2 separate regions of the Mus musculus genome follow, and region 1 is linked to region 2. Evidence: chromatin loops called from intact Hi-C (ENCODE). Cell type or tissue: left cerebral cortex. All regions are shown on one strand. Links, peaks and the distances in the headings refer to the core of each region. The heading gives the core; the rest is flanking DNA. Region 1 has its middle 16 kb from the start of Etv3l. Region 2 holds the start of Arhgef11 (Rho guanine nucleotide exchange factor (GEF) 11).

Region 1 (10,080 bases), core at 660-8,659, 49 kb after region 2:
CCTGCTTTTTACATGAACGTCGGCCATCTGAGCTCAGGTCTTCGACCTTACAGAGAAGTCACTCTTACTGACTGAGCCATCTTTCCAGCTTCCACAAATTATTTTTTTTAAATGCCAATAAGACAAAATTAAAAAAAAACCCTACTAAAATCATAGGGAGAAGGAAAAGGGGAGCAACGTGGGGGACAGAAGTGAAAGAAAAGAGTTTGCCTAATATGAAAAATAACATAAGTATATGTTAGACATTTAAAAGAATAAATAAATATGTAAATCTTGAAAAGTATGAATACTACTTAGTGTATAAGAGAGCTGGGGATATTCCTCAGAGCAGGGAGAGAGTGGTTACTTAGCATGTGCAAGGCCCTGGGTTCAATCTCAAGAACCACAAAAATAAAGAGAAAGGAGAGAGAAAAGAGACTGGAAGGAAAGAAGGGCGGCATGGGACTAACGCAATAGAGTTTTTTTCTTGTATTCTTTTAGGTCTTTGATGCTGTTTGCCAGATGTATGCTCTGTGCATGTGTGTGTGCGCGTGTGTGTGTGCGTGTGTGTGTGTGTGCATGTGTGTGCACATGTGTGCATGTGTGTGTGCACATGTGTGCATGTGTGCGTGCGTGTGCATGTGTGTGTGCACGTGTGTGCGTGTGCGTGTGCGTGTGTGTGTGCACGTGTGTGCGTGTGCGTGTGCGTGTGTGAATTAGCTCTTGTCTCGCCAATGACTGATGCTTTGGTGGAGCCTAGTTTGTCCATCAGAGCTGCCTTCACTTTAGTACCTCTCTTCTTTGCAGACTAGAAAGCTCTGTCGGCCACACCTAGCTTTTCAGCACGTAGACTGGGTCTATTCTCCCAACACTACCCAGTTTGCATCCCTGGGGTGGTTACTGTTCTAGCTAGAGAGTGTCTCTGAAGTTAGACAGTCAGAACTCCCATCTGCTTTCTAAACTTACTACGTGGTTAGGATTCTGCTGAAGGCAAGCAGCTATTGATACCAAGTAGATTTCCAGGGCTTTAGAGTTCTCAGACTCAAGCAGGGAAGCTCGCAGCAAGTAGATAAGTCAGAGGACAGTTTGCTCTCTGACTTCAGGCTCATGGATGCCAACCTTCAAAGTTGTTCTCAACTAATGAGGCACAGGAGTGAGGCTACCTTTTCTGTCCATTTCACTGTCTGGGTTTGCTTTACTTTTTAGTTTGTCAGCATACACTCCCTGACTCCCACCCCACTGCTCCCCCTCCACTGCTTTCCAGGCTGTCCCTCATCCTGGAGCTGTGGCATACTGAGTTCACGCTCCCTGCCTGTGACTGTAGTGTCAGGCCCATGGTTGTGCAGTACCTGGCTGAGCTGGGAGAGCTCTTAACCAATGACTAAACAAACCTGTTGGAGAAGTCATTGTCTCAGTGAGCTCTATGGCTGCATTTGAGGCCACTTGTCCTGTGCACAGGTCTGCAACCCCTTTGACCAGGACCACATGGTTTACCTGTCTGGTGAGCTTTTGTTTCCCATGCCCTTGTTAGGGGTCACACTGCTGGGACTGTGCTGGCTCCACACTTCTCAGTGCACCCGTCTTCTGTGTCTGCACTTCCCCCTGTCCTGTCATTCCTCCTGGCTTTCTGAAGTTCTTCTTCTTTCGGAAAGAATCTATTTTTCCTTATCCTAATTTGTCTCCTCCACTAAGCCGTACAGAGGCAGATTCTACTCTTACTGTGGCAGACAGCCTCTCTGTTCGTTAGGGTGATGCATCTGATGTAACAAATTCCAAAGTCCTGATGACTCCGCTAGGTGAATTTTTGGGAACTCTCTGTAATCACACTAGCAGATGGTAGGCATGAGGGTATAGGGTCTCTCTGATGCTTATGGATAAGTCCCAAACTCCTGCTCACAGAGACACAGTGTAGCCTGTCAGTGTCTTTAACACCAACAGCACGGTTGGTGTGACTCTTTCCTTGTGTGTTCCTGGTTTCATATGAAACCATTTTCTCGTCTTTGTTTATGCATCTTTAAATTCTATGTCTCAGGAATACTTGAGATTATTCCAAATTTATCATCTTTCCCCATTTCTTCTTCTCCTCCTAGTCTTTCTGAAAGTTCTGGAAACTTTAGGCAGTGAGGCCTAGCTGTAGGAAGTAGGTCTCTGGAGGTGTGTCTGATTTTTATCTCTTCCTTACTCTCATAGGTTCCTGCCTGACAGAGTATAAGGAGTCTTCTCTGTACATCCCCCCCCCCACACACACCCCCACCCCTGCCCTTACCCTATGGTTTTGACCAAGCAACCAGGACCTAAACCTTCTGAGACTATGGCCCCAATAGATCTTCCTTTAAGTTGTTTACAGTAGAAATCTTGTCACAATGATGAGAAGTTAGCCAATATTGTGGGAACAGGAGCGAGGACAGGGGTGAGAGGCGATGGAGTCACATGGCAAACCTGGGAAACAGACTCCAGAGACCAGCAACAGGGTGTAGATCTGAGTGTATTGTGCAGTTCATAAGCCTATATACAGTGTCTGAACCAACCTGAGCCCTAAATCCTTGGCCAATTGTATCTCGCCACACCACCACTGTGCTCCAATGAAAACCCTGCCGGATGACATAAGTCAGAAGCAACATTGTCACCTGATAGGACTTCCATGGAGACAGTGGAAGAAGCCACCATCTTAGCCTCTGTTCCTTTTTGCAGTCTCACTGGTGTTCCGGGAGCCATCTTAGATCTAATGCTGTGTACAGCAGATCAGGACGCTGAGGAGTCGCAGGAGCCTGTGGTGCCTCCTCTCTACCCCACTTCTTCCTTCACAAGGTTGATTACCTCATCCCCACAAATTATAACTAGAAAGTTCTAGAGTATTACCTGGCATTTAGTTAGCCCTTGATAAAAACTATTAAGAGTTCATGAATGTAGTTTCTCATTGTGCAGTTCATACTGGCTCACGGCAGCATTTGTTCACACTGGTTAATGGTATCATTTGTTCACACTGGCTCACAGCAGCATTTGTTCACATAGGTTAACAGCAGCATTAGTTCACATCTCTTCCAAGTTGTACATTTGCCATAGGCAGGTAGTTGGCCACTGATTGTAATGGGGGAATTTACTTCTTGGCCCTTGGCAAATGCTTTAAATCAGAATTAAAATGTTATTTTTGGAGAATAGGATCCAACTTTTTTTTTTTTAATCTAGAACAGTGCCTGGCACTTAGGAGGCATTTATTAAATACTTGTTGAACGGATAAGCCTATGGTTCTGAACATTGTTTAAGAAGTTCCTTCAAATCTTTTCAGCTATGGCTTGAACTAGTAGGGGCTCCCTGCAAAATTCTTAACCTCGGAAGCATCTGGCTGTGGGTGGTACTCAGGCCTGCTTCCTGGACAGACTCCAAAATCAAACTTTGAAATTTCGTCCTCTAAATCCCCATCTCTTAGAGGTGTCGATAAAGGGGATGTGGAATGGGAAGCAAAGTCAGCCTCAGATGGACTCAGGCTGACGGGCATTGCCAGGTTCTCAGGGTTCGGCCTCTGCTGTCTGCGTGGACCATGCTGCTGGCTTGCTCCATAGAGTTACAGCCTTGAGGCGCCTGAGAGCTTGCCACGCTTCGAGAATGAGCATCACAGTCCCCATGTGCATGCTAGACTAATGAGTGAAACATGTGGACCTGACGGCAGGTGTCTAAGTTCGAGGGTGGGGACCTCTGTGTTAGAAGCAGGTGTGAGGTTATGTGTGGACCTGGCTGTCACTTCCTTCGTATGGATAATAAAGGGCACAGAGGAAGGAAGGAGTATGACACACTCGTCTTTATAATTAACCTTACCACAGAACGGCAGCTTCGTAATACAATGCCATTATTGCTTAAGCCTCACGCGTACTTTTGCGATACTCTGCCGGCCTTCTCTCGTAATTGTGTGCTGTGGTTTTGGCAGGGGAAAGTGTCATTTTACTGTAATTTTGTATGCACGTGATGAGGCCAGGTGTGATCGGCACACATGTATAACCCGAGCACTCAGGGAGTGGAGTTGGGGGCATCAGGAAGAGTTCAAAACCATTCTTGCCTACCTAGTGAGTCTGAGGCTAGCCTAGGCTACATGAGATCATTCTTGCCTACCTAGTGAGTCTGAGGCTAGCCTAGGCTACATGAGACCATTCTTGCCTACCTAGTGAGTCTGAGGCTAGCCTAGGCTACATGGGACCATTCTTGCCTACCTAGTGAGTCTGAGGCTAGCCTAGGCTACATGAGACTCTATCTCAAAAAAACTAAATCCAGCAGAAATAAACACAGGATAGCCTTATACTTCACAAGAAGCCCACTTCTCACATCTGCCCCCTTCTTCCCAACATGTAACTCCTCATGTTAGTTCTTGTTAATTTTTCTAGACTTTTGGTATATGATGGAGTCCATATGAATTTATGCAGGAATTTCTCTCTTGACATCTAGTACCATCCTCACACTATTTTGTCTACATTTTTCTTTTAAATAATTTTGTTAGATCAATCTGTTATTGATACAGACTGTATCGACTTATCTGTAAATAGGGAATCTTAACTAAAAAAATGTCTTCATAAGATCTGGCTGTAGGGCATTTTCTTAATTAGTGATTGATGGGGGAGGGCACAGCCTATTATAGGTGGGCTGGTGGTCCTTGGTTCTGTAAGAAAGAGGGCTGAGCAAGCCAGTAAGCAGCATCCCTCCATGGCCTCTGCATCAGCCTCTGTCCTCCAGGTTCCTGTCCTGCTTGAATTCCTGCCCTCACGGCCTTTGGTGATGAACTGTTATATGGAAATGTGAATGAAATAAACGACTTCCTCCACAAATTGCTTTTGGTCACGATATTTCATTTAAGCAACAGTAACCAACCCTAAATAGGACACCAGCTAGACAGATAAAGGGAACTCACCCTGCCCTTCGGTAGGCATTATGTACTTACTAGTAAGCCTGTCAAAATCATTGTTAACACCAATTCCAAGCCGTGGAAGCACTCTTGGTGTTCATTCTGTAGTACATAAGTAGACACCTGCGGGATGGGGCTATTTGATTTCTCAATCTGCAGCTGTTGGATCGTCGCTGTCACCAGCCCCAGTGAACTCTGGATGACCCTGCAACCCTTTTCACAAAGGCCAGAGGGGCAGAACTTCCTTTAGTGGCCTGACAGAGGGACTGCTGTGGCTGGTGCGAAAGAGGCAGGGCTGTGATTGGTGCAAACACAAAGCACCATGTGTTACTGACTGTGATTGGTGCCATGGAAAGAGGCAGGGCTGTGATTGGTGCAAACACAATGCACCATGTGTAATTGACTGTGATTGGTGCTATGTAAGCTGGCTGCTCAGCTCTGTGAGCCGCTCAGGGCTGCCTCTGCTGCCTCTCCCTGCACTGTTGCAACATTAGGCTGGCAGAGAAGCTGATGAATTGTACATGAGCAGCCAGGGCGTGGAGATGGTGGAGAGAAGGCAGAGCCTGAGAGAAGGATTAAGACATCCTGACTTTCTAGGACCATGGACCGCCTCTAAAGCAAAGGACCTAGTATTCTATAGTCTATGGGGCGCATCACCTACTGCTGCCTTTCTTTGCTGTCAAATTAGAGCCATACAAAGACTAGTGCTTGAAGAGCCCCCTTTTTACTGCCTGTGCTTTCTGTGCAGGTAGAGGGAATGGGTCTTGGGCTGCTGGTGAGTACACCGGAAGTCTCTGCTCTGTAGTTGGCACGCTGAAGCGGCATGCCTGGGCAGACTGTAAAGAGACTGCTTGGGTCTGCACCCAACCTCTGCCACTTGGCAGGAATCTGCTTGAGCAGGTTTCATCTCTCCGTACTTGTCCTTACCTGCACAGTGGGATGAAAACAGGGACTGCCTCCCGAAGCCCTAGCATTGGTTGGAATGACATATAGGAAGCACTTAGGATGCTGCAGGTCTGGTCTATTGCAAGGAAGAGACACCATGACCAAGTGTACTGGCTGGTTTTGTGTGTCAACTTGACACAGCTGGAGTTATCACAGAGGAAGGAGCCTTAGTTAAGGAAATGCCTCCATGAGATCCAGCTGTAAGGCATTTTCTCAATTGGTGATCAAGGGTGGGAGGGCCCATTGTGGGTGGTGCCATCCCTGGGCTGGGAGTCTTGGGTTCTATAAGCAAGCAAGCTGAGCAAGCCAGGGGAAGCAGCCAGTAAGGAACATCCCTCCATGGCCTCTGCATCAGCTCCTGCTTCCTGACCTGCTTGAGTTCCAGTCCTGACTTCCTTGGTCATGAACAGCAATGTGGAAGTGTACGCTGAATAAAACCCTTTCCTCCCCAACTTGCTTCTTGGTCATGATGTTTGTGCAGGATTAGAAATCCTGACTAAGACACAAAGGCAACTCTTATAAAGTTAAATGTTTATTTAACTGGGGGCTTGTCTGTGGCACAAAGGCAGGCATGGCACTGGGGCAGTAGCTGAGAGCTTTATATCCTGATCCTCTAGTAGAAGGCAGAGAGAGAGAGAGAGAGAGAGAGAGAGAGAGAGAGAGAGAGAGAGAGAGAGAGAGAGAGAGAGAGAGAGAGAGAGAGAGAGAGAGAGAAGACTGGGCCTGGTATGGGATTTTAATTTCTCAAAGTCCACCACAGTGACATACTTCCTCTGACAAGTACACACCTATTCCAATAGGGCCACACCTCCTAACTGCCCCCCTCCTAAGCAATTCATCAGCTGGGGACTAAGCATGCAGATGTATGAGCCTATGGGGAGGGGGGTACTTTCATCCCAACCACCACAGTCAGGCTCATAGCGAGTGGTGCATAAATGTAGTTTTAAACAACATATCCCTTTCTGGAAGTCAGATGAGTGATATGTGCCTGAAGCCATTACAGTGTCATGATTTTTCACCCAGTAATTTTATTCTGTCCCTATCCTTATGACAGCAGTGCATATATAAGCACAGTAGAAATGTATGGCATTTCATGGAATGGTGGCACACATGTGTAATCCCGGCCCTTGTGCAGCAGAAACTGGTGGAATGCTACAAGTTTGAGACTAGCATAGTTCACATTACAAGCTCCTGGCCAGCCTGGGCTACATAGTGAGACTATCTCAATGAATAAAGAAAATCCAAAACCAAGCAAGCAACCAACCAAAGAAACAAATCACAATAAACATTTAATAAATGCCTATTGGATTGTATTTACTGGTCTATATGTGTGTGCATATATACAGATGTTCATATATACGTATATACATGCATATATAGCCATATAAGCGTATGTGTACCTGAAAGATTCATATGACCCAGTGAGATCAATGTGATACCATGACTCAGATGTTTGTGGTGAATCGGTGTAGATAAACGCACTATGTGTGCCAATTGCTGCAAAGTTGCTCATGTGAAGTATAGCAGTACAATGGTATGCAATGCCTACGTTTTGAAAATGATTATAACCAAGGTGTTGCTCTCTGGTAGGCACTCTTCTAAAAATTTTAGCTCATATCCCTACTTGCAACAAAGTACCAGCAGTATACAGCATGGTTAGCAGCCTTGTGCACCATGTGTTTGCTTGATAGCATCCTGCTGCCATTCACCATGATTGATCTCTGCCATCTGCTTTCCTGCAAGTTCATTCAATGACATTTCTACATGGACAGAACCACCTAACAGCATAGAGTGCATCTGACAGAAGGAGACACATGAAGATTCCTTAAGAAATGAAAGGAAGAGGGTAGGGATTATCCACACTGCCACCAACTCAGGGGAGTGAACACCTGCTATTGTGTCTAAGCATCTGTGGTGGTTTATCTAGGAGTGGCCCCTAAAGGCTCATATGTTTGAATGCTTGGCCCGTAAGAAATGGCACTATTAGGAGGTGTGGCCTTGTTGGAGTGGGTGTGGCCTTGTTAGAGGAAGTGTGTCACTATGGAGGCGGGCTTTGAGGTCTCATATCCTAAAGTTAGGCCTAGTATGGCAGTGTCCTGCTGCCTACGATCAAGATGTAGAACTCTGGGCTCCTTCTCCAGCACCATGTCCGCCTGCACTCTGCCATGTTTCCTGCCATGACAGTAATGGACTAAACGTCTGAAAAACCAGCCCCAGTTAAATGTTTTCCTTTATAAGAGTTGCCAAACTCATGGTTTCTCTGCACAGCAACAGAAACTCTGACTAAGACAGCCTCCAAACTTCTTCTATGTGCTTAGCTGAGTGTTCTAGTGCCTAGACTCCCTCCACTTCGCAAGCCCCTGGAGCACTGTCCTACCAACACCAGATTTATGCAGCACTATACTGATGCCTATGAGACCATCAGAGGCAAGCACCAAACTGCCCAAGTGTTCTTGGGAAGGAAAGTGCTTCCTCAGAGGGCCTCATGAAAAGCCTTCACAGGAGTCGCTTCTGAAAAGCCCCTCTGCACGCATAGCAAACTCTCACACTAATGGGTTTTAAACTCTCCAGCCGAGTGATGGTGGTGACTAATGACTAAGAAATTTGTATTCCAAATCTTGTTCTTCGTCCCTGTGATTCGAAACAAGCCCCTTTCTCTGGGATCTCAGAGGTCTCTTCCGGCAGCCCAGGAGTTAGACTCTCTAATTTCTGAAGACCTGCTGAATCTCCCAGGGTTTCTAGTGCTACAGAGGAGAGTGGTTGCTGAGCACGCTTTGCAGTCCTACTCCTGAGAAATACTGAGTGCTCACTGTGCCTTTCCCCACATGAGGGTGCCAACGTATGTGGCAGCTGAGGTTGGTGACTGGCATGGTTATATAAAAAACTGACAACCTCCACTGCCTGCGTTGTTGTGTCAGGCGAGTTGGTCTTTTGATAGATTGACAACCATATTTAAGGGAGCTTGATGAGGAAGAGCTCTGCATCTGCATCCCTGGATTTTGCCGTTCACTCCCTCATCTCAGAGGTTCTGAGTCCTTCACTCTTATACCAACATAGAGCTGGCCTTACTTTGTACCCTAGTCCTGAGCGTTGAGCGCAGAGTACCAACTCTAGCCACTAGAGGGCACTCTTGCAACGTGAAAGCCAACAGCTCTCCAGGAAGCTACTTACATCTTTGACAGAACATAGGGTTTTCCTGAATTTAGAGGCAGTCAACCCTCAACCCTGGGCAGTTTCTCCCGTTTCACACCTGTCTGGAGGCATTTTGGGTTATTGCAGTTGGATGAACGAAGGTGCTGGTGGTACTATCTTCTGGATATGGAGCCCAAGTTCTGATGAGTATTCAGGACTGTACAGGTAGGCAGCTCTCACTAACAATGGAGTACTTAGTGAAAAACAAAACAAAACAAAAAAATGCCTATTGTGGCAGGATCTCTTTACTGAGATCTGTGACCTACACACAAGGTTCCACCTGGAAGCAAGTCCTTACAGTGGGCTTTAGCCTTCAGAGGAGTCTTAGAATGTATACCTCAAAGCGTTTTTTCATCACCTGAAATACAGGGACCACAATCACCACACACTACTGAGGAGGAGGTGGGGCCAGGTAGAGAACACATCCTTTCTTTCTTTTTTTTTTATGGAGAAACCCCTGTCCTTAGGGCTAGCCACTCTGAACCGGACACAAGCCCAGCGAGTGCCCCGTCCACTTCCTGGTGCACACAGGCAACACTGCTTTATCTCCTAAGCTTATCTCCTAAGCTGGGCGGGGTAACAGGAAAACTGTACTGGGGATGGGCTGAGGGAGGGAGACAGAGACCCTTTCTCCTGCCCTAGGCCCAGCTTGGGAATCACCTTGGCCTTCCTGTAGACGAGGGCTATGTCACACCCTGTGCAGTTCTCACCCATTCTAGCTGACTGACAACGTATGGTCAGAAGACCAAGTGAGGCTGAAGGAAGTAAATGTGAGAGCGGCTCCAAGAGGAACTTGGAATGGGCAGTAGAGCCCTTGGGCCTTTCCAGCTCATGAGCTGTTCCTCAAAAAGAGACAGATCCAGGTCAGGTAATTGATAGCCTAGAGGCAGGAGAGCGGGTGGCTCGGTGGCTTTGGCTTGTGTGGCATCTCTTCCTCGTTGATTCATCTGTCGTCAAGTAGAGATGCTTTCTTGTGTGTTCTCTATGCTCTCTGGCACCAGGAGCTTCAAGTCAGCCCTGCTGCTCGTTCTCAGGAGCCCACAGGCAGAAGCAGAGGGTATTTAGCACCAGTGTCC
Region 2 (10,080 bases), core at 626-8,625:
CAGGATGGGCAACAGGAAGAACAGGGATTCAGAACTGGAACTTAAGATTTTACACTAGATCCTGACACTCCTCAGATAACGCTAAATGGCACTGAACAAACCGGGAATCCACTCAGTCGCCTCATCTGCAAAATGTGAGCAGTGACTTCCGGCTTGTCTACCTCACAGATACATCATAAGGTTCAAGGAAGCAGCGTGCTAAGGAGAGCACTTGGGAGCCTGAGGTCTGTATCTGTGAAGTCATGCAAGCTTCTAGAGGAACATCTCACATTAACCCAGAAGCCCTCACTGCCTCCTTCTCACACCCCTCAATTCCTGGTTCCCATCTGCTCACACCCCTGAACTAACAGAAATTATTCATCACCTCAAATCTTAATTTGAGTATACTAATCCCCCAGGTCTAAGAAGAGGGAGAGAAGGGCAGACATGCAAACCCTTCACCTTCTTACTCTGACAGCTTCAGTTATCCTTTCCCAGGGCCAAATTTCAGAAGACCACAATGGAAAAGGGAAGGGAGATGCCAGCTAGCCACATTGCCTCCGTGGTTGCCCGCTCTTCCCGACTGCAAGGCAGTTCCTTCCCCGCCCCCAACCCCCACTACTAAACAGATCTAACTGGGACCCTGAGACAACACAGAGGTGGTATTTGGGAGACATTATGTTTTAGGCCGCACTCCACAGTCAAAAGGAAATTACTATTAGCATGTATAGCCAAAGGTTAACTGACCCAGAGAGAGCAACTGCTGACTTACAGATAGATAGATAGATAGATAGATAGATAGATAGATAGATAGATAGATAGATAGATAGATAGATAGGTAGACTTCCAGATATTCCTTCCTACCTCACAAATACTAGTTTCCATTGGACTGTTAGTTTCCAACCACCTACCTATCTATCCAGTTAGGACGTATAGAATATCCACAAAACACACCTCCATAGAGGACTTTTAAGGAGGAAGGGTTGAAGAGGGAAAGGGGAAGGGATGGCCAGGCAGACACCTACCAAAGTTGTACTGCAAAGCCAGACCCAGCTCATGGGGGAAGGGGCATCATGTGCTTCCAGCTGATTTCAAGGGCCTAGGAGCCAAAACAACTCCTTCCGGCTTCAAGCAAAGGGAAGGCCTGTTTTGCAGAGTCAAGCTTATTGAGAACAGCTTGGAAGATTAAACCTGGAGCATCAATCAGCCTGTTGGTAGGTCTCAATTTAAACTCTCAACTGGAAGAAGAAATCCTAATGTGGCCTAAACATTTCCGAGCTCTATCAACCACTGGTGACACTGGTGACACTGTCCCAACATTTCAGGCAACAGCATCTTCCTCATTTTAAATGGGAACCACCCTACCTACCACTGTGCCCCACCATTCCATAACTATCAGCCTCATGGAGGCTCCCAGCCCTGTCAGCCGTCCCCCGACCCTCCCCAGATAGCTAAAGCTAGTCCCCACTCAGCCCTGTGGGTTCACATGAGCAGGTTTGGTCCAACCTGATCCCTAGGCTAGCAAGCTGGGGGACTCAGAGTGAGCCTTATACCTGGTGTAAGGTAAAAGCCACAGCAAGCATCACCCCCTCCTCTCAGCCTCACTGCTTACTGGTTAGAAAGGACACACAACTATGGGGTACATTTTGAACATGAACACACACCGAGGGTACAGAAACATATATACTGACACACTGACAGTCCTCATAGACCACAGCCTATCTATCCCACAGCCCAGCCAGGCAAACACAACACTTCCCCCCCAGTCATTTTAATAAGTGTTGGAAAAAAAAAATCCTCAATTATTTAAACATACCTGTCTATACTATGGGGCAACCGTATGCTCATGGTTTCTCCGTGTCTCCACAGTTCTGGAATCCTGTAGTTTCTTTGGGCGTCTTGATCAGGCCTGAGTCCCTTGCAATTTTGAAGGAAGGTGAGAGGAAGGCCTCCCAAGTTGAAGACTGAATCCTTGTTTCTTCCAGCTGTCAGGACCCTGGTAACTGCAGTGCTATTCTGCTTCTATCGGTTAACATGGTCTCCTCCTTCCTTCACCCTTAACCTTCCCCTCCCTCGTCTTAAAAAAGAAAATGAAAAGAAAAAAAGAGAGGAAAAACTATGACCTTCTTAGAAACCAAACTGTTAACCACAAATCTCTTCAAGGTTAGCCCTACGGGCTAAAAACTGAACCACAGAAAGAATCTGACTTCAAAATATCAGTCTTAGTTGCAGACAGATAAAAGCCATCCTTTCAATCCAGTTTCCCCAGCTGTCCTTCTGTTGACAGGGAAGCCTTAAGCTCCAAAGGTTGAAAAAAAAAATCTCTGGTTTCCAAATGCTTAAAATGCCAACAGCAGAATTATTCCAGGGAAGGAAAAACAAAAACAAAACAAAACAAAACAAAAAGGCTGAACAAATCCGAAATGGCACTTGGGAGAAAAATCTTCCAGACGATTTGCACAGTTAAAATAAATAAAACCACACAGCAGTATGTACACAACACGGTCCAGTGCAGCCCTGGGAAGCAAAATTTGCGGATTTCTTTTAAAAATCAAAACAAAACAACCATCTTCTTCTACAGTAAAGGTTTTTGAATTCTGAAATGAACCAATTGTGCAGACACACACACAACAATCACAAAACACCTGAAGCGCAATGCTTTCTACCTTCAAAACGGTAGCATTGGCCAAACCCCCAGGAAATCTTAAACCTTCTTTTCCCTTTCGACTTGCAGGTTCCTCCACCTAACCCAGCCTCAGATCGGCCTTTTTCTCAGACAATTTCCTCAGTCAGCTCTGTGTGCTCCAGCACGTCCAGGCTCCGAAAGTCTCTCTCGCCGCAGCGCTCTGGAGCGGTAGTCCCGCTTCCCCCTCGCCCGCCGATCGTGTCCGGCGACCCGCTCCTAGTATTGTTGCGGCTCGGTTAGGGCCAGGGCGCCCTCCACAGCGGCGCGGAGAGCCCGGGCCGCGGCCTCGGCCTCCGTGCCCACCCGCCCGCCAGCCACAGCCTCCCCGCTCGGCCGCTCCCGGCGTCCGCGTCGCGGCCGCTGCGCTTCCGGCCCCGCCCCCGCGCGCGCTCGCTCGCTAAGGCCAAGCCCGCTGCCGCCGGCCGGCTCCGCCCCACCCCCGCTCCGCCCCGCCCCGCCACCGCCCCGCCTCGCCCCGCCTCGCCACAGCCCCGCCACGGCGGACTCCGCTCGCCCGGGCCGGCCGCTGGCTCCTCCTTGGCGCCGCCCGCCCTTTCACAGCCCCGCGCGCCCCCGGTCCGCGCGCTGCGGCCTAGCTGCTCCCGGTGCTGCTGTCCCAGAGACTCGACCTTTGTTTCCGCAGTGTCCGCTGGCCGCGCCTCTGTCTGCGCTCTCGCTGCGGTCCCGTCCTCCTCTGCCCGTTTTCACTCATTTGTCGCGCTCCTTTCCAAGTTACCAGGAACCCTCTTAGCTGTGCCCTCGCCCCTCTGAGCACCCACCGTCTCTCCCCTCGCGGCTGTACTCGATTTAGCTTGGGTATCTTGTATGGCTCTGCCTTTTAATTTCAATGCAAAAGCCTTTGCAGGGCAATGTTATTTCGATGACACACACCCCCTTCGTGAAATCACGGTTTCTAAATCTCTTCAAGTAACTGTCGGAAGTCAGAAGTAAAGATTGAAGTAAAAAGGAGACTTTTCCAGTACAGGTTGATGAATACACTTTGTTATTTTGTGTGTGTGTGTGTGTAATATGTGACTTCCTGGTGAGACCAGACATCTGTTAACATTAGATAGTGCACCAACAGTTTTACTGAAGCCTGTTCTCAACAGCCAGTGGATTTATTGGGGTTACTTCTAGGAGTACAAACCCCTAAAGGCAGAGGCACCAGCAAAAACCCATCTCCGCATGGATGAGGACGGTGGACTACTGACCTCTACCACTAGAGCTATTGGAGTTGATATTGTTTCTATAACCGTGGGGAGCAGCACTGTGACTCTTGAAACAACTTCTTGAAATTTCTGAGTGCTTGCCATCTGAACCTTAACAATTGCTGCGCTCTTCCACAGGTGTGCTTGTGGAGCCCAGAGGACAAGTGTGGGTGGCATTCTTCCTCAAATGCCAAACAACCTCACCCCTTCTCTGGAGCCTGGTCTCTCTCCACAGCCCCAGCTTGCTGAGTAGGCCAAGAATGGCTGGTGAGTAAGTGCCACCCTCTTACCCTTCTCAGCATTGTGAGAGCAAGTTCACAGCCACCCAAACTCAGCCTCTTTATGTGTGTTCTAGGGGGTTGCTGGGTAGCAGTTTCCACTCAGAACCTTCTCTCTTGGAGAGAAATCCTATAAGACATAGGATATGAAAAGGGAAGCGAAACATATTTTTTAGGCAAAATGTTCGAAGGAGAGGTAAAACATGCTATCCCGTGGAGAAGCTCCTTCAGACAGGAAGTACAAACTCAAAACAGCTTCAGAAGGTTCCTGAAACTGACTAGATTCACTAGACCCCTCCCTCCCCAAGCATATGTAATCAATAAGAACGATTTAGAATCATCCTCAGACAATCCAACTTTAAGACCAGCTAAGCAGCCTGGAAGAGGCTCAGAACAACTGAGCTACCTACCTAGAGAGAACACTACAGTATGGTGAGCTGCTGTAGAGTGTGCAGTGTGCTCCAGGTTTCCAGCTTTGGTGGGATGCTCTTTGGGGATGCTACTGTCTTTAAGTCATTTCTGTTCCTATAAGAAAGACCCTACCCACGTTTCTGTAAGCAGCCCTAATAAGACTCATTGGTTCCCCAAATTGGACTGTGGTGGTCTCTATACTGTGTTCTGCTCTTAGTCCCTTTCTGGAGTGGGTAGATACTTGGTTACATCTTCTCAGGAAATGTCTGTCACACAGTAGGGTTGAACTTGTACTTGCCATGCATGTTTTTACTAAGCCTTATCTCCAGATGCTTGTATCTTTGTTTTGAGATAGTGTTTTCACTAAGTATCTCAGGCTGCCCACAATCTCTGAGCAGTCACATATGGGATTTATTAGACTGGTTTACTGGTTGTGGTCCAACAGTAGCTGTCTTACCAATGGAGGGCCAAAATAAGAATCCAGTAGCCATTCAGTCCACAAGGCGGGATGTCTCAGATGGTCTTCACTATATACCAGAATCCTGAAGAAGTAAGCTCTAATGCCAGTGGAGAAATGGATTTACCAGCAAGAGTAAGATCAAGCAGGCAGAGAGAGAAAGCTTCCTTCTTCCATGTCCTTTATATAGGCTGCTACTAGAAGATATGACCCAGATTAAAGGTGGATCTTTCAACTTCAAAAGATCCAGATTAAAAGTGGGTCTTCCTACTTCAAATGACTTTATTAAGAAAAAATATATATATATCTCAGGCCAGGCGTGGTAGGATGCTTCTTTAATCTTAGTGCTCAGGAGGCAGAGGCAGGTGGATCTCTGTGAAACAGGTACCAGGACAATCAGAGCTACACAGAGAAACCCTGTCTCAAAAACACAAAACAACAAAAACAAAGAAAGAAAAGGAGGAGGAAGAAGAAGAGGAGGAGGAAGAGAAGAAGAAGGAGAAAAAGGAGAAGGAGGAGGAGAAGAAAGAAGAAAGAAGAAAGAAGAAGGAGGAGGAGGAGGAGGAAAGGAAGGAAGGAAGGAAAGAAGGAAGGAAGGAAGGAAGGAAGAAAGAAAGAGAGAAAGAAAGAAAGAAAGAAAGAAAGAAAGAAAGAAAGAAAGAAAGAAAGAAAGAAAAAGGAAGAGGAGGAAGGTCCTTCATAGATGTACCAGGCCACCTGGGTTTTAGTTAATTCCAGGTGTAGTCAAGTCGACAACCAAGAATAGCCATCACAAGTTCACTCCTTGTCAACTTGACACACAATCTTATCTCCTTAAGTCAGGCTTAATTTCTAAATGAAAACAATAACTAGGTCATAATTACATCTAACATGATAAAAACTATCCTACATACAATTAATTACAAATGCATTATATATTTAAACCATAATTATACCTAACATGATATAACTATACTCCATACACAAACGCATTGCAAATTTTAGAATAGATGGCATTATCTCTTTTAGTATCTCAAACTTAAATATTATAAACACTGATACTCTCTTCATTGATGTTACATCATATGATAAAGAAATCGAGGAACAAAAACCACAAATGTATGTACAAACACATGCTTAGCCAGGCGTGGTGGTGCACGCCTTTAATCCCGGCACTTGGGAGGCAGAGGCAGGTGGATTTCTGAGTTCGAGGCCAGTCTAGTCTACAGAGTGAGTTCCAGGACAGCCAGGGTTATAAAGAGAAAGCTATTTGTTATATCAATATCTGCATACAACATACTAGACCATGGTCCAGGAGATGCGTTAATCTTCTCAATTAAGGACACTACATTGGAACAGCATAGGAGCCACTACTTGAGTTTTTGATAGTCAGCTGTCATTCTCCATGATCCATCTGTCTTCTGCACTAATCAGATAGGAGAGTTAGTGGGAGATGTGATGGAAGCCACAACCCCTGCATCTTTCAAGTCCTTGATGGTTGCACCATTTTCTGCAGTTTCTCAAGGAATGCAATACTGCTTTGGATTCACTATTTTCCCTGGTACAGACAATTCTAAAGGCTTCCATTTAGCTTTTTCAACCATAGATAGCCTTTCCAAAACTCACTCTACAAGTCAGAATGTGAGAATTCTGCCAATTTCTAAGTATGTCCAAATATGTATTCTAGGATTGAGGAAATAACCATGGGATGAGTTCAGGGACCCAGGGAACCTACTTTGAGTCAGATTTCAACCAAAACTCCATAAATCACCTGGCCTCTATAAGCCCTAACTTTAACTGATGGACCACATTGTTTCTTGGGATGTCCTGGAATCAGAATCAATTCAGAACCAGTATCCAATAGACCCTGGAAAGTCTGATTGTTTCTTTTCCCCCCAGTTTACAGCTATCCTTGTAAAAGGCTGTATTTTTCTATGGAAGGAGAAAGCCTAACAGTACAACTTTTAGGTACTTTATCAAGGTCCTTCCTAAGGAGAACCTGGCTGGCCCTTCATTCAAATCTGCAAACTGACTCAAGTCTGGAAACTGATCCACAGGTTGATTTCTTTCTGCCACAATCCAATGTAGTCTTTCTTTCATTTGCTTTTGGTTTTGTATGCTGTTTTTTTTTTCCTGCTTGTATAGTTCAAACAAAAATGCAGTATGCTCTTTATCTGTTTCATATCTGAAAATACCATGGCTGATTAGCCAGTACCAAAGGTTCATTTAAGTCAAGCCACCATAAACATCACTTTGCCTGTGCTGCCCATTATGAGTTAGGCTATGATGGAGATCTCTTTGCCTGTGCTTCCCATTATGGCAAGTATGCTCACCTTGCCTTTGGCCAGTCAGTGCTGTTACCTTGGCCAGTGCTACTTCCAGGCCCAATGAACCCTTTGCGTTTAATTCATCCAACAGAGCAGCAGTATCTCCAACCCTAAAGTCTGGCACAAAGAAAGGGTGACAATGGAGCTCTTCAAATGTTCTGGGGCCCTTCCCACCACTTTGTCTCATATGATTAATGAAGGGCATGTCTTCTCAGCCTGCCATAGTGGAGGACTATGTTTTACACTGTGCATCTACTCTAGCACTGCAATTCCCTTGAGCCTTAAGATCCCTTCATCAACACTCAGCCAAGGGACATCAAGCACCTCCTGGTCCTTTTCAGCCATCTTTTGACAAATGCTTCAGCCAACTATTCAAACTTTTGACACCTCCCCCTCTTTTTTTTTTTTAAACAGTGTAAGCCTCCATTTTAAACCTAGAATCTCCACCCATATCAATAACCTCATTCTGATCCAGTGTTATGTTCCTTCCATCATTATCCCAGACTCTTACTAAAGTCCGTTCCCACCCATATTCCCCAGACTTCTGCTAGCATGTATCAGAGAACGCATTAAGCTCTTTAGTACTGTGGTGATGCACTTCCTCATGGACTTTTTCTCTCCCTTTTAGGAGCCTGCTTAGCCTTAAGTGCAGTTGTAGGTCTGGAGGCAACTATTGGTGGGCCCTGAGGGACATCAGTATGTCTTGCCTTACATCTCCTTCAGAGAAGGTCACTGCTGGTTTAGCAGATAAAGGATTAATTTCTTCAGTCAAAGGCAGGAAAAGCAGTATTCAAGGGGTTGGGGGTGGGAGTAAACCTTCTGTTGAGGGTAGAGAGACTACTTCTGCAGGTAAGATAAACCTTTGAGAATCTGAGAGTTCAAAGCTCTCAGCTTCAATCAGGTCCTCCCATACATCTCCATTTCAAGTTACAAGATCCCATTCTTTACCAGTTAACGCCCTTCCTTTAACCCCTGACACCTTCTAAAGCTAAGAATTATTATTTTTTCCTGTAATCCAGCCAACCTAATAAGGGTTACAGTTTGATTTTTCTGAAAACTGAGCTGTGTGGGTGCTGGCGAGGTGACTCTTCCAGTGCACATTTAGAAACCTTTAGCTGGAGGAGGAAGCTGCCAGATGGGCTGCATTGATGTCTATGGGCCCTGTTGCCACAGGCGCTATATTGATGTGAGTGACCTGCGCTGACCCCTGAGGCCAAGGTAGTGCCTGGGTCTCCGCTGCTGCAAAGGGCCACATCTGCATCTGTTACTGTCCATGGTCACCGCTGAATGCTGTGCGGAAGTCTGTGGTCTCAGCTGCAGCCTGAGGCCACATTGATGTCCGTGGACTGTGCTGCACCTGGATCTGGAACTGTCCTGATGCTGGTATCCTGCACTACCACCCGAGGCCAGGAAGATGTCCAGGTCAGTGCTACCTCCAAGGGCCAGGTCTAAGTCCAAGCTGCTGACAAGGCCTATGTTGATGTCCAGGGCCCAGCCCATGTTACTAGTGAAGGTCACGCAGATGTCCATGGTCTGTGCTGCATCTGCCGAGGGCCATGCCTGTGTCTGTGGTCTTGGTGCAGCCGGGGTCTGTGTTGATTTACATGGCTCATGCTACCACTGAAGACCATGCCAGTGTCCATGTTGATATTCCTGGGCCTTGCTACTACTGAGAGGACATATTGATGCTGATGGCCTGCACTGTTAACTGAGGTCATAGTGATGTCTAGGCCCGTTCTGCTGAGGGCCTTGTCTGAGTCCCTTGTCCTTCTGCAGCTGAAAGTCCTTTGTGTGGTGTGTGCTCTCACCAGAAACTATGTAGAGGCCCATGATCTGTGCCCCTGCTGTGAAGAACAAGAAAGCTATTTTTTGATGTGATATCAGTGACTGCAGATGCACAGTTGAGAGGGAGAAACATGCATGGCTTTTGTGACAACCCCACCCCCACCCCCAAATTAACAGCCTAGACAGGAAGCTGATGAAGAGAACTCCTTTTATAAGTATGATGGGGATGCTGAAGTATAGGTCTCTACAATTGATGGCTTCTGGCAAGGGTGCAGGAAGAGAAGGACCCAGTTCTATTTAGGGGCAGGCCATTGAAAGTTTGATCGTGCTCCAGTGAGTATAAAGGCATAGGACTATTTTTTAATCTGTTTTTTTTTAACCTTTATTTTTGGGGAGTGGTCTCAAAGGTAGGGAGGGGCTGGACATGGAAAGACTGGGAAGTGAGTGTGATTGGGGTGTGTGATGTAAAAGTCCCAGAGAATCAATAAAAATGTTACGTTAGAAAGAAAAAGAAGAAAGAAAGAAAGAAAGAAAGAAAGAAAGAAAGAAAGAAAGAAAGGAAGGAAGGAAGGAAGGAAGGAAGGAAGGAAGGAAGGAAGGAAGGAAGAAAGGAAGAAAGCAAGCAAACTAGCTAGCTTTAGGCCACTTATCTGCATCTGGAGCCAGTCAGTTTTATCAGTAGCTCAGTGTTGTCTTCACTGTGTTCTGAGATGCTAGAAGCTGATTAATTTAATCATGGAACTCATTCTTTTCCTTTGTCAATTAATCCCAAGATGCCAAGAGCAATGTACCAGCATAATCATTTTCTTTGTTTTTTCACAATTTGTCAAAAGTTTTATAAATAGACTCACCAAGACCCTTGCCTTTCACAATCTGTGAATCAGGATAATCAAATGCATTTGTCTCCTTAAATTTGTGAAATAGTCATGCTGTGGACTTTCAGTATTCTCAAGCTTCCAGGAGAGGCTTC

What was found. Hi-C counts contacts between places; a loop is a spot of excess contacts. Peaks named below come from ENCODE experiments on the same cell type or tissue, not always from the same donor. Only the 100,000 strongest peaks of a DNase experiment are listed, where the experiment ranks them.
Region 1: a loop joins it to region 2, with 2.2 times the contacts of the local background. A loop is called at or near these places in 3 of 42 quality-filtered maps.

Annotation. Positions count from the first base shown.
Region 1 is chr3:87,561,422-87,571,501 of GRCm38, reverse strand. No RefSeq gene overlaps it. Among named protein-coding and RNA genes, the nearest start is that of Etv3l, 16 kb to the right of the region's middle. In left cerebral cortex, for the core only: a CTCF peak has its summit at 5,133; a DNase peak (open chromatin) is centred at 5,235; H3K4me3 peaks cover 983 bases; H3K27ac peaks cover 962 bases.
Region 2 is chr3:87,610,508-87,620,587 of GRCm38, reverse strand. It overlaps Arhgef11 (Rho guanine nucleotide exchange factor (GEF) 11), which reads right to left and starts at 3,029. Exons shown (of 40, transcript NM_001003912.2): 1 at 1,796-3,029. The coding sequence starts at 1,827. In left cerebral cortex, for the core only: no CTCF peak of the experiment used is centred there; DNase peaks (open chromatin) are centred at 3,043, 3,234, 3,767, 4,138 and 4 more places; H3K4me3 peaks cover 2,922 bases; H3K27ac peaks cover 1,877 bases.